Linked DNA regions of Homo sapiens: regions 1 and 2 are each linked to region 3. The links are chromatin contacts, found by Hi-C or POLR2A ChIA-PET in ENCODE. All regions are on one chromosome and are shown on one strand. Each heading gives the region's core, a stretch centred on a gene start or an enhancer-like site at or near the end of the contact. The rest is flanking DNA. Distances are from core to core; before and after follow the strand shown. Region 1 has its middle 130 kb from the start of E2F8. Region 2 overlaps NAV2 (neuron navigator 2). Region 3 has its middle 21 kb from the start of MIR4486.

Region 1 (2,700 bases), core at 179-2,678, 230 kb after region 3:
GATGCTGGCCTGGCAGAGCAGAATTAGGGAAGTCAAATTTTGGAGTTGGATGGCTTCCTCTTGAATCTTGACTTAATAACTATAAAATATGGCATAAGTTATTCTTAAGCTCCCTAGCCATCAGTTACTTCAGCTAGTACTACCTACATTCTTCTAGAATTATGGTAACAAACAAGTGAATGAAAAGCACACAGCACAATCCCTGGTAAGCACTCAGTAAGTACTCAATAAACGTTAACTACTTTCAGTCACCATAACAATATTTTCCAGTATTTGAAGGGTCTCGGGCAAGTTGCTTCCCTTTTTTGGGTTAGAGTTAACCTGTAAAATGAGGGAGGGTTAAACTAGAATCAGATGGAAACAGGAAGAACATGGTGATTCAGAATGCAGACTCTGGCCTCCAATGGTAAGGATTTGAGTGCTGGCTCCTCCACACTTATTCTCTCCAAACGGCATTGCCCCGTGGAAAAAAATCAAGATAATAAACAGTATCTACCTTCCAGAATTTTCCTGAAGATTAAATGAAATAATGCATGTAAAATTCTTAACATGGGGTCTGGCACAGAGTAAATTCTCAATAAAGCTTGGTTATTTTGGCTGTTTCACTTTTCTGCAATCCTTTTCCAGCGACAGCAATGATTACAGAGGCTAACCTGCTGCTGTGTGACATTAAGTCTCTTGCCATCTGAGACCCTAGCTTCTCTGTCTGAAAAATGGGAATTGGACTAAAAGGTCTTAAAAGAACCTCCATCTCTGACCTTCTACATATGAGGCTACAGGCAGCTCAGGAGCAAACAATCAAGAAAACGCCCTCTTCCCATGAAGCCATGGAATCGTCCCAAAATTCAGAATTGGAGAGCCCAGCTGGCTGCTGTTACACAAGGTTGGAAGCCATGTCTCCTGGTGCATGTCCCCTTAGCATTAGCTGTCAACAAAGCTGGCCCTCAAAGCAACTGCAAATGATGTATCTGTGCACGGTGGGGAGTCTGCAAGCACAGGCGCCATGTTATCCTCTGACTGTTACACAATCCAGGCTGGCCAGTCCTTCTCTGACTGAGCACATTCCTAGGCCATTTTAGGACACAAAGTATCACAGGAAAGGGAGGACTATTCTTCTTGCTTCCTCCTTTCCTAAATAAACATTCCATTCCATGTTGTAATTGTTCTCCACATGGTCTAAAATATTTAGCAGAAACATTTGAGGAGTGGGCAACCACGTGCCAAAAACTGTGCCATCTGAGGTCTTTGATGCTCAGAGTCTTCCACATCAGATGACACACTCTCACCTGCACAATAGCTGGACCTAGGTAATTAGAACAAGTCTCTGCTGTGGAATTTGAGAAAAACTTGCTGAACAAGTAGTACAATGCAGCTTCCTCTCTTCCCCCATCTCCCAAGACCGGCTCAATGTAAAGGCTTGTCCAGCAAGAAAGACTTAACCATTTCCTCATTAGACATTCTTTCACTCATTCAGGCCAAATTGGTATTTGATGCAACAGGGAAATATGTTGAGTACATTATTAATTGAGCTCAGCAAAGGAAAGGTCGCAGGGGTGACTGGCACAATTACAGGATGTGGGCAACAGGCCAATGAAAGAGCGTATCAGGGAGAAGGGGAAATCGATGGCTATGAAATTATGGAGGGTTATGAATAGTTGGAGGCAATTGAAAGGCTGATATTCTGCCCAAACCAAACACATGCAAGGCTTCTGTGTTCAACCATCTTCAACTGTTTATTATTAAGAGGAAAACTTCTTAGCTCCAAGGCAGCTAATACAGAGAAGTGAACCCAGAAGCCTGTACCAGGTCTTAGAGCCACTTGATTCAAAAGACTTGATTGGAAATTTATCAGACTGGTTAAAGCCCCAGCAAGAAAAGAGATGTCAAGGTGCCTACCAAAGGAAACTAGACTTGTTATCTTTCGATTTCCTGATGCACCGGCTCGATATTCACAACAACCTCAGGAGGACATGGGTTTGCAAGAGGCTTTTTCAGATAGAGTATGCTGGGGTAAGGAAATGGCCCCCAAACTGCCTTAACTGAGCATTGATTCTGTAGAATCAATGTGCATTTCATTCTACAATAAAATGTTAGTGAACCATATAGAAGATTCCCTAGGGCACCTAGCTCAAAGAAAATCTCTGAGGAAGTCACAAAAGTTTGCAAAGGATATTGCACTAAAAATGAACCACACAGCATTAAAACCCTCAGTCTCCATGAACAGGCCTGGTTAAAGATTTCTTTTTAAAAAGAAATCACATTAAGTGATAACTATGGAGAGAACTGCCTATTTTGTTTATCAAATACAGAGTAGACCAGGCAGAAATGAAGTTGTGGTCATTTTATAAAGGTTTTTAGATTATTAATCTGAATCATCAATAAAAGCTTTCATTAAGTTGCACCCTAGGAATTGATTTGCAATGGGTCGTTCCAATGTGCTATGCAAAGTTGCTGTAGAAAATTAGTCATCCTAGACTCCCTAAAGAATATAGACATGACATCCGGGCATCTGTTAAGTTTGCTCAAAAACATATGCGAGCCTCTTTTTAAAGAACCATAATTACATCCTGCTGAAACCTCCAAGGACCCTGCTAACTGCCTTTGTATTACAACATCCATTTCCCACTTAGGAAGCTCGGCTCTGCTATTTAGATGTGCGTTACAATCTGCTTGCTTCTCCAGCACACTTTCTCAGCTAGA
Region 2 (2,947 bases), core at 327-2,826, 130 kb before region 3:
CTGGTTAATTTTTGTATTTTTGTTTAGTAGAGATGGGGTTTTGCCATGTTGGCCAGGCTGGTCTCAAACTCCTGACCTCAGGTGATCTACTCACCTCAGCCTCCCAGCCCATACTCTTAATCATTATCCTTTGCAAACAGCAAAATACTGTACAAGCCACAGAGCAGGGATGGGGCCCAAGCATTCCTAACCCCTCTGTATTTTCCCTATCCTTCAACTCCTACCTCTGACTTCACACATACACACAAACACACACATTTGTTTGATCTAGGACCCTGCAGTTAGCAATACATGTTCACATTAATCATTTTACTTGGAAACTCACATTGGTCCCTAAAGCAAGGAAAATTGTTCCCACTTTCTAGATAAGGAAAATCAAGGCTCAAGAGGTTAAATGATCGGCCCATGCCCACATAGCTACTCAACTCAATGACGTGGCCCAGGATTTCATCTCAAATCTCCTGACTCTAAGACCTCTATCCTGGTCCTACAGGTGCGAGTGAGATGCTCTCCTGGAATTTCTGAGATACCTCCCTCAATAACTATCCCCCCAACAACCCCTGCCACCTACCCACAGTGTTTATGGTTCACTGAATTATAGTTGCTCTTTTGTTCAAATGCCTCTCTCCCCTACTAGCCTGTAAGCTCTTTTGAGAGCAAAGCCTACATCTGTCTCATTCTCATTAAATTGCCAGGGTTCAGCCCAGTGTGATAGGCAGGTGCTCAGTAAATAGTCACCAACTGCAATTGTATCCCAAAGCTTCCCTTCCCACTGTGGGAGCCAGGGAGAAAGCTGCAGCTCCTAGAAGGGAGGGTGGTGTGGGTAACACTGGGGGCAATGCTTGCCTGTGAGTAAGACCTACTAAGTGTGGCATCCAGCATTTTATGTACAGGAAATGGGAGGTGGAGGGTGGGCACAGAGAGGCCTCCTTCTCCCTATCCCCCACCTTGGTGGCATAAAGGAAAACCTAACTAAGTCCTAGTAACCCCACATGGGTATCCATCATGGCTGCCTTGGGTAGGGTCATCAGATCTAGCACATAAAAATAGAGGATGCCCAGTTAAATCTGAATTTCAGATAAACAGCAAATAATTTTTTGGTTTAAGTGTGTCCCATGACCCACAAAATGAACTCATATCTTGGTTCAGGCTTTGTCATTTATTACATATTTAAATATAATTAAAATTTTTTCATCATTTATTTAAAATTCAAATTTCACTGGGCATGCTGCATGTTAGCTGGCAGCTGCACCTGTAGGCAGGCTAGACTATTGGGGAAGGGGTGTTATTTATCCAATCAGGCTGAAAAGAATGCCCCTGAGGACCAAGGGGACACTAGAAGGAGCTGACTATGATCCTGGTGTCCGGTGAGCAAGGCCTGGCTCAGGAAGGGGGAGCAGTGCCAGGCCGGGAGGAGGAAAAGAGCGGCTGTAGCCTGAGGAACTGGGTTCACGCTGCCTTCCTGGCATAGGGAGTTATGCGGAGCCCACCCCAGCTGCTCCCCATTAAGCAAAGCTGGCATTTCGGAGCACGTCAGAAGCGCTGGCTCCCAGCCCTGGAAGTCAGCGTCTGGCCTCTGAGCCAGCACTGCACTGCCTGCCCGGCCCCAGCCCTGTCACCTCAGCAGACCGAGGGCCCCAACAGGCCCATTGTCATCCTGCCCTGGAGCCTCAATGGGTCCATTCAGGGGCTTTGCAACAAGCCCCTCTGGAAGGCACTTTTTCCTCCCCCTCCAGGGTGCCCTTGGCCAAAACCTTCGCCTGTGTGGGTGGGGGGTCTGGATGTGGTGAAAGCAGCCGGCAGCAGCACAACGTTACTGAAGGCTGGATTGTTGACAGAGGGCACAGAAATGCCCCACAAGTCACAGGACTCCAGGGCACTCTGCCCACACTGAACCCCCGACCCTGCCGAGGGGAACTGGGCTTCCGAGGCACTTGCACCTGAGGACCAAGAATCAAGGTCCCCAACACATTCACCATAGAACTGTGGAAGATTCATGACAGAAACCAGATAGATGCAAGTTCAAGCCCAGGCTTTACCAAATCCTGGCTGTGTAAAGCTGTGAGTTGCTTCACCTCTCTGGGCATCTCTTTCTTCATCTGTAAAACTAGAGCTATCTACCTCCTAAGGTGGAGGCTAGATTACAAACATCATGTAAGCATGGAATGTGGAGCCTGGCACATAGTAAGTGCTGAGTACACAACCCCTTCCCCTCTCCATTCTTATTTGTAGCTCTTCCTGATCCAGTGAAGACCCCCCAAAATTTGCTCTCCTATAGGTTGCAGATCCAAAGGCCACTGTTACAGGGATGTCTTGGTTCAGACTTTATCATGGAACATGGGTCCCCTGCAGACCTGAGATTCAGCTGTGGCCCCTCTCAGCCAACACAGCCCCTAATAAGGAGAAATGGCACTCAACATCTCCTATCATCTCTGGTGCCCTTTCTGCTAGCCCACTCTGGTGCCCTGAGCATCACAAATCTACTTTATACTTCCAGGTCTACCACTGCAGGCTGCTTCAAGCCCTCATTTCTGAATAAGGAAATAGATAAAAAGAAGCTCAACTCTATGGGCACAGTTAGGCAACTTAAAGCCAGCCATCTTGGGCCTTAAAGAGAGGACAAAGAGACACATGCCTTGGGTTCATTATATTTCACCAGGATTCTCAGTAAACCCTTCCTAGTGGCTGACATTCCCAGTGTGATGCCTACCCAACCTGGCATCTCCTGCCAATGGCAGCAGGGAGAAGAGCCAGAGCTTCCTGTCCACCAGAGCTCTCCACCGTCTGTTCATCAGACCAAATCCAAAGTATGCTTCCCTGTTTTCTCGGGATCTTGCATGCATTCAAACCTCAGCTCCTCTCCCATCTTCTAGGATCCCATTCCTGCTTGCTCCAAGTCACCCAGTTCCCTCCTTCCCTCAGTCTTCCAATTTCATCTTCTAATCTA
Region 3 (3,086 bases), core at 1-2,500:
TAGACTTCCGCAGCTTGGGCATGAAGCTGGAATTAAAACAGAGACAAAGGTCCACTATCAGTAATTATTTCTGAAGTAACAAGCAACTAATTGGGACTTACTGTTATTAAAAACCTATACGGCAGGCAGTAATTAAACTGCAGCTAATGAGAATTTCTGCACCAGGCTCTGCAGCCACCACATGGCTATTCTCCTCATCCTGGGTGGAAGGGACTGTTGTTGGAGGAAATAAATGGCTTCTTCATAGCCCTCCAAGAGATATTAGTCATATTGGAGATTTCTGCCCCAGGGAAGTCAGTAGTAAGATGGGGCAGCGAGGCAAGACAAGGCATAAATATGAGAAGCCCAGGAACACATGGAGGTTTCTAGATTGGCTGCTATTATCCTCTGGATGGTGACATCATGCCTCTGGGAAATGGCTGTGGGATACTGTCAAGTCAGTAGGAAAACAGCTGAATCAACTCTTTCATAAATAGATTTATTGAGCACTTCTTATGTGTTAGGAGCTCTGGGAGATGCATTTATATACATTATTTCATTTACTCTTCCTAACAGCCTGAGGAAGGAAGTACCACTAGGCCCTGTTTTACAGATAAGGAAACTTGGCTCAGAGAGACAAAGTCACCTATGGAAACTCACCTGGTTGCTGAGCAGAGTGAAGCCAGAGTTGGATCCAGAAGGAAGGAAAAACTTGGAGTCACATTCTTGCATGCAATACAGCAAAGGGAGGCAGTTGGTGGAGTCAGGGGGGCCAGCTAGGTGTGGCCACCTTCTAGCCTCCTGGTGAGCTTGTTTAGCTACCAAAACATTCTGTGCCTCCGTTTCTGCATCTGCAGAGTGGGGATAGTTATACCTACCTACTGGGTTTGCCGTAAAGACGAACAGCCTGCAGATGAAGTGTTTAGCCCAGGGCTTGGTGCATGGTAAACACTCAATAAAGTCCAGTTGTTATTCTAGGTGCTCTACAGATGCTCTCGGAAGTAGTGCCATCATTTGCTGAAACTCATTGTCTGAGCATGGCAGAGGTTTTGTAATAATGAAAGCTGTGGAAGTCTCAGCAAACAGTGTCTGTCTGCCTGTGTCCCTTGGGAAGGGGGCAGACAAACCCAGCGAGCTGGTTCTGCTCTGAGGCCACTGCCCTGGTGTCCGGGGCAGTGGGAGGCTGGCCAAGCTCCCAGACAGCCTGTCTCGGGCCTGGAGCACAGAGCCGTTGCCTCACCAGCTTGTAATGAACTGCGTCTCCATCCTGATTAGGGGAACAATCCTCACACAGAGAGACTCAGGGGAAGGAAATGACAACGTTGTGGGGACAGGGTATAACCTCACCTCCCAAGGAGGAGCTGGCTTCTGGGGAGCCGGTGAATTGAAGGTCACAGCCCAAGATGGTGCCCATCCCCAGGGAGGAGGCTGAGCAGATTCCACTAGGGCAAGTCTAGGATTTAAGAAATGTGCTAGGTTCAGCCAGGCCTCTGTATGCAAGCCTAGAAGGTAGCAGCTCATAGGCTCTGGTTTGCCAGAAAGGGCACACAAGGAAACCAGCCTTCCCTGGGCACCTACCCCATATCATTCCCCATGCCAGCCTTATGACATCAACATTGTCCTATAAAATAGAATTTTAGAGCACTGTCTTTTCCAAAACCGTGGGTTGCAGCCCATTACTGGGTTATGAAAACAATTTAGTGGGTGACTAATACCATTTTTAAAATAACGTGATTAATAAAAAAAACAGAAAATTTCAGAGTGCACTGCACGTGGTACAGATGAGTATTGTTTTAGGAATCTTTTATTTATTTAGTGTAAGTGTGTTTGGGAGCGGAATTGTGATATAAAATACATTTTTTACTGAGAATTATGGTCAAAACTTCTCGAAAGAATGCAGGCTCTGGCCAGGCATGGTGGCTTATGCCTGTAATCCCAGCACTTTGGGAGACCAAGGCAGGGGGACTGCTTAAGTCCAGATGTTTGAGACCAGCCTGGGCAACATAGTGAGACCCCATCACTAAAAAAAAAATTTTTTTTTTTTAATTAGCCTTCATGGTGGTGTGTCTGTGGTCCCAGCTACTCGGGAGGCTCTGAGGTGGGAGAATCACTTGAGCTTGGGTGGTTGAGGCTACAGTGAGTCATGATCGTGCCATTGCACTCCAGCCTGGGCAACAGAGTGAGATCCTGTCTCAAAAAATAAAAATAAAAAAAGAATGCAGGCTCTGAAATCAGACTGACTGGAGAACCTTGATCAAGTTGTAAAACCCCTCTGTGTCTCAGTTTCCTCATCTATAAAATGGGGATAATAATAGAACATTTCATAGTGTTGTTGCATGAAGTAAATGAGTTAATATTATAAAGTGCTTAAAGTGGTGTAGCAGACACTGCTAGCATTCATCAATTTCCCCTCAGCCAATCTCAAAGCCCCATACAGATAGTTCAGTTCCTTGTATGTGCCAATGCCTTCCTGAGTCTTTCTCCTGAGGATGCTCCCTGGTCATGGTTACATGCTTAGCCCAAGGACAGGGCAGGTCAAAGGTGTGGTGGAATGAATGCCCCAGGAGTGACCCTCCACCAATAAGGACTGGAAGATGGTGGATAAACACAGCAGTGGAGATTCTGAGGTGTGTTTCTCAGTCTCTAAGAGGATGTCCAGTGGGACTGAGCCCCCATTGCCCACCAAAATGACTCCTCCCCATCTCACTTCCCTGTTCTCTCACATCGCTTCCTGGGATCCCCTCCCATATAAACTTGCACCTAAGTCCTTGTCTTGGTGTCTAATCTTAATTTTGATGAACTTAAGCAGATTCTGACACAAAGTAAGTGCTTGATAGATGTTAGTTATTACTAATCACGTTCATCTTGAGAGAGGATCTTTGCAAGTGCTTTATGTGCAATATCTCATTTAATCCTCACACCAAGTCCACAAAGTAGGAACTGTGATTGTCCCCATTTTTCAGATAAGAAAACTGAGGCTTAGCAAAGTTAAGCACGCTGCTCAGGTTTACATAGCTAGAAAGGAAAGAGTTCCACTCTGAACCCATGAGTGTTACCAATGCCCCTGTTCTCCACCTCTCCTCTCTATTTAATCTATACAATCACTC

The links. Hi-C counts contacts between places; a loop is a spot of excess contacts on that map. ChIA-PET counts read pairs that join two places held with the same protein, here RNA polymerase II (POLR2A). Pooled maps may share reads with other maps.
Region 1: a loop to region 3 is called in a map of endothelial cell of umbilical vein, with 4 times the contacts of the local background. The contact joins two enhancer-like sites. A Hi-C loop is called at or near these places in 1 of 168 maps with a recorded cell type or tissue (endothelial cell of umbilical vein). POLR2A ChIA-PET finds 5 or more read pairs at or near these places in 1 of 52 experiments (AG04449).
Region 2: a loop to region 3 is called in a map of ascending aorta, with 2.4 times the contacts of the local background. The contact joins two enhancer-like sites. A Hi-C loop is called at or near these places in 4 of 168 maps with a recorded cell type or tissue (MCF 10A, PC-3, ascending aorta and 1 more) and 4 of 50 pooled maps. POLR2A ChIA-PET finds 5 or more read pairs at or near these places in 2 of 52 experiments (PC-9 and SK-N-SH).

The regions. Positions count from the first base shown.
Region 1 is chr11:19,369,024-19,371,723 of GRCh38, reverse strand. It overlaps a transcript of NAV2 not described here. Among named protein-coding and RNA genes, the nearest start is that of E2F8, 130 kb to the right of the region's middle. Within about 2 kb of position 1,428, at least 5 of the 41 ENCODE cell types and tissues checked have a DNase peak (open chromatin) inside an H3K27ac peak, as active enhancers do; they include endothelial cell of umbilical vein, where a contact is called at or near this core.
Region 2 is chr11:19,729,165-19,732,111 of GRCh38, reverse strand. All of the region lies in intron 1 of NAV2 (neuron navigator 2), which reads right to left. Among named protein-coding and RNA genes, the nearest start is that of LEISA1, 16 kb to the right of the region's middle. Within about 2 kb of position 1,576, at least 7 of the 41 ENCODE cell types and tissues checked have a DNase peak (open chromatin) inside an H3K27ac peak, as active enhancers do; they include ascending aorta, where a contact is called at or near this core.
Region 3 is chr11:19,594,660-19,597,745 of GRCh38, reverse strand. It overlaps a transcript of NAV2 not described here. Among named protein-coding and RNA genes, the nearest start is that of MIR4486, 21 kb to the right of the region's middle. Within about 2 kb of position 1,250, at least 17 of the 41 ENCODE cell types and tissues checked have a DNase peak (open chromatin) inside an H3K27ac peak, as active enhancers do; they include ascending aorta and endothelial cell of umbilical vein, where a contact is called at or near this core.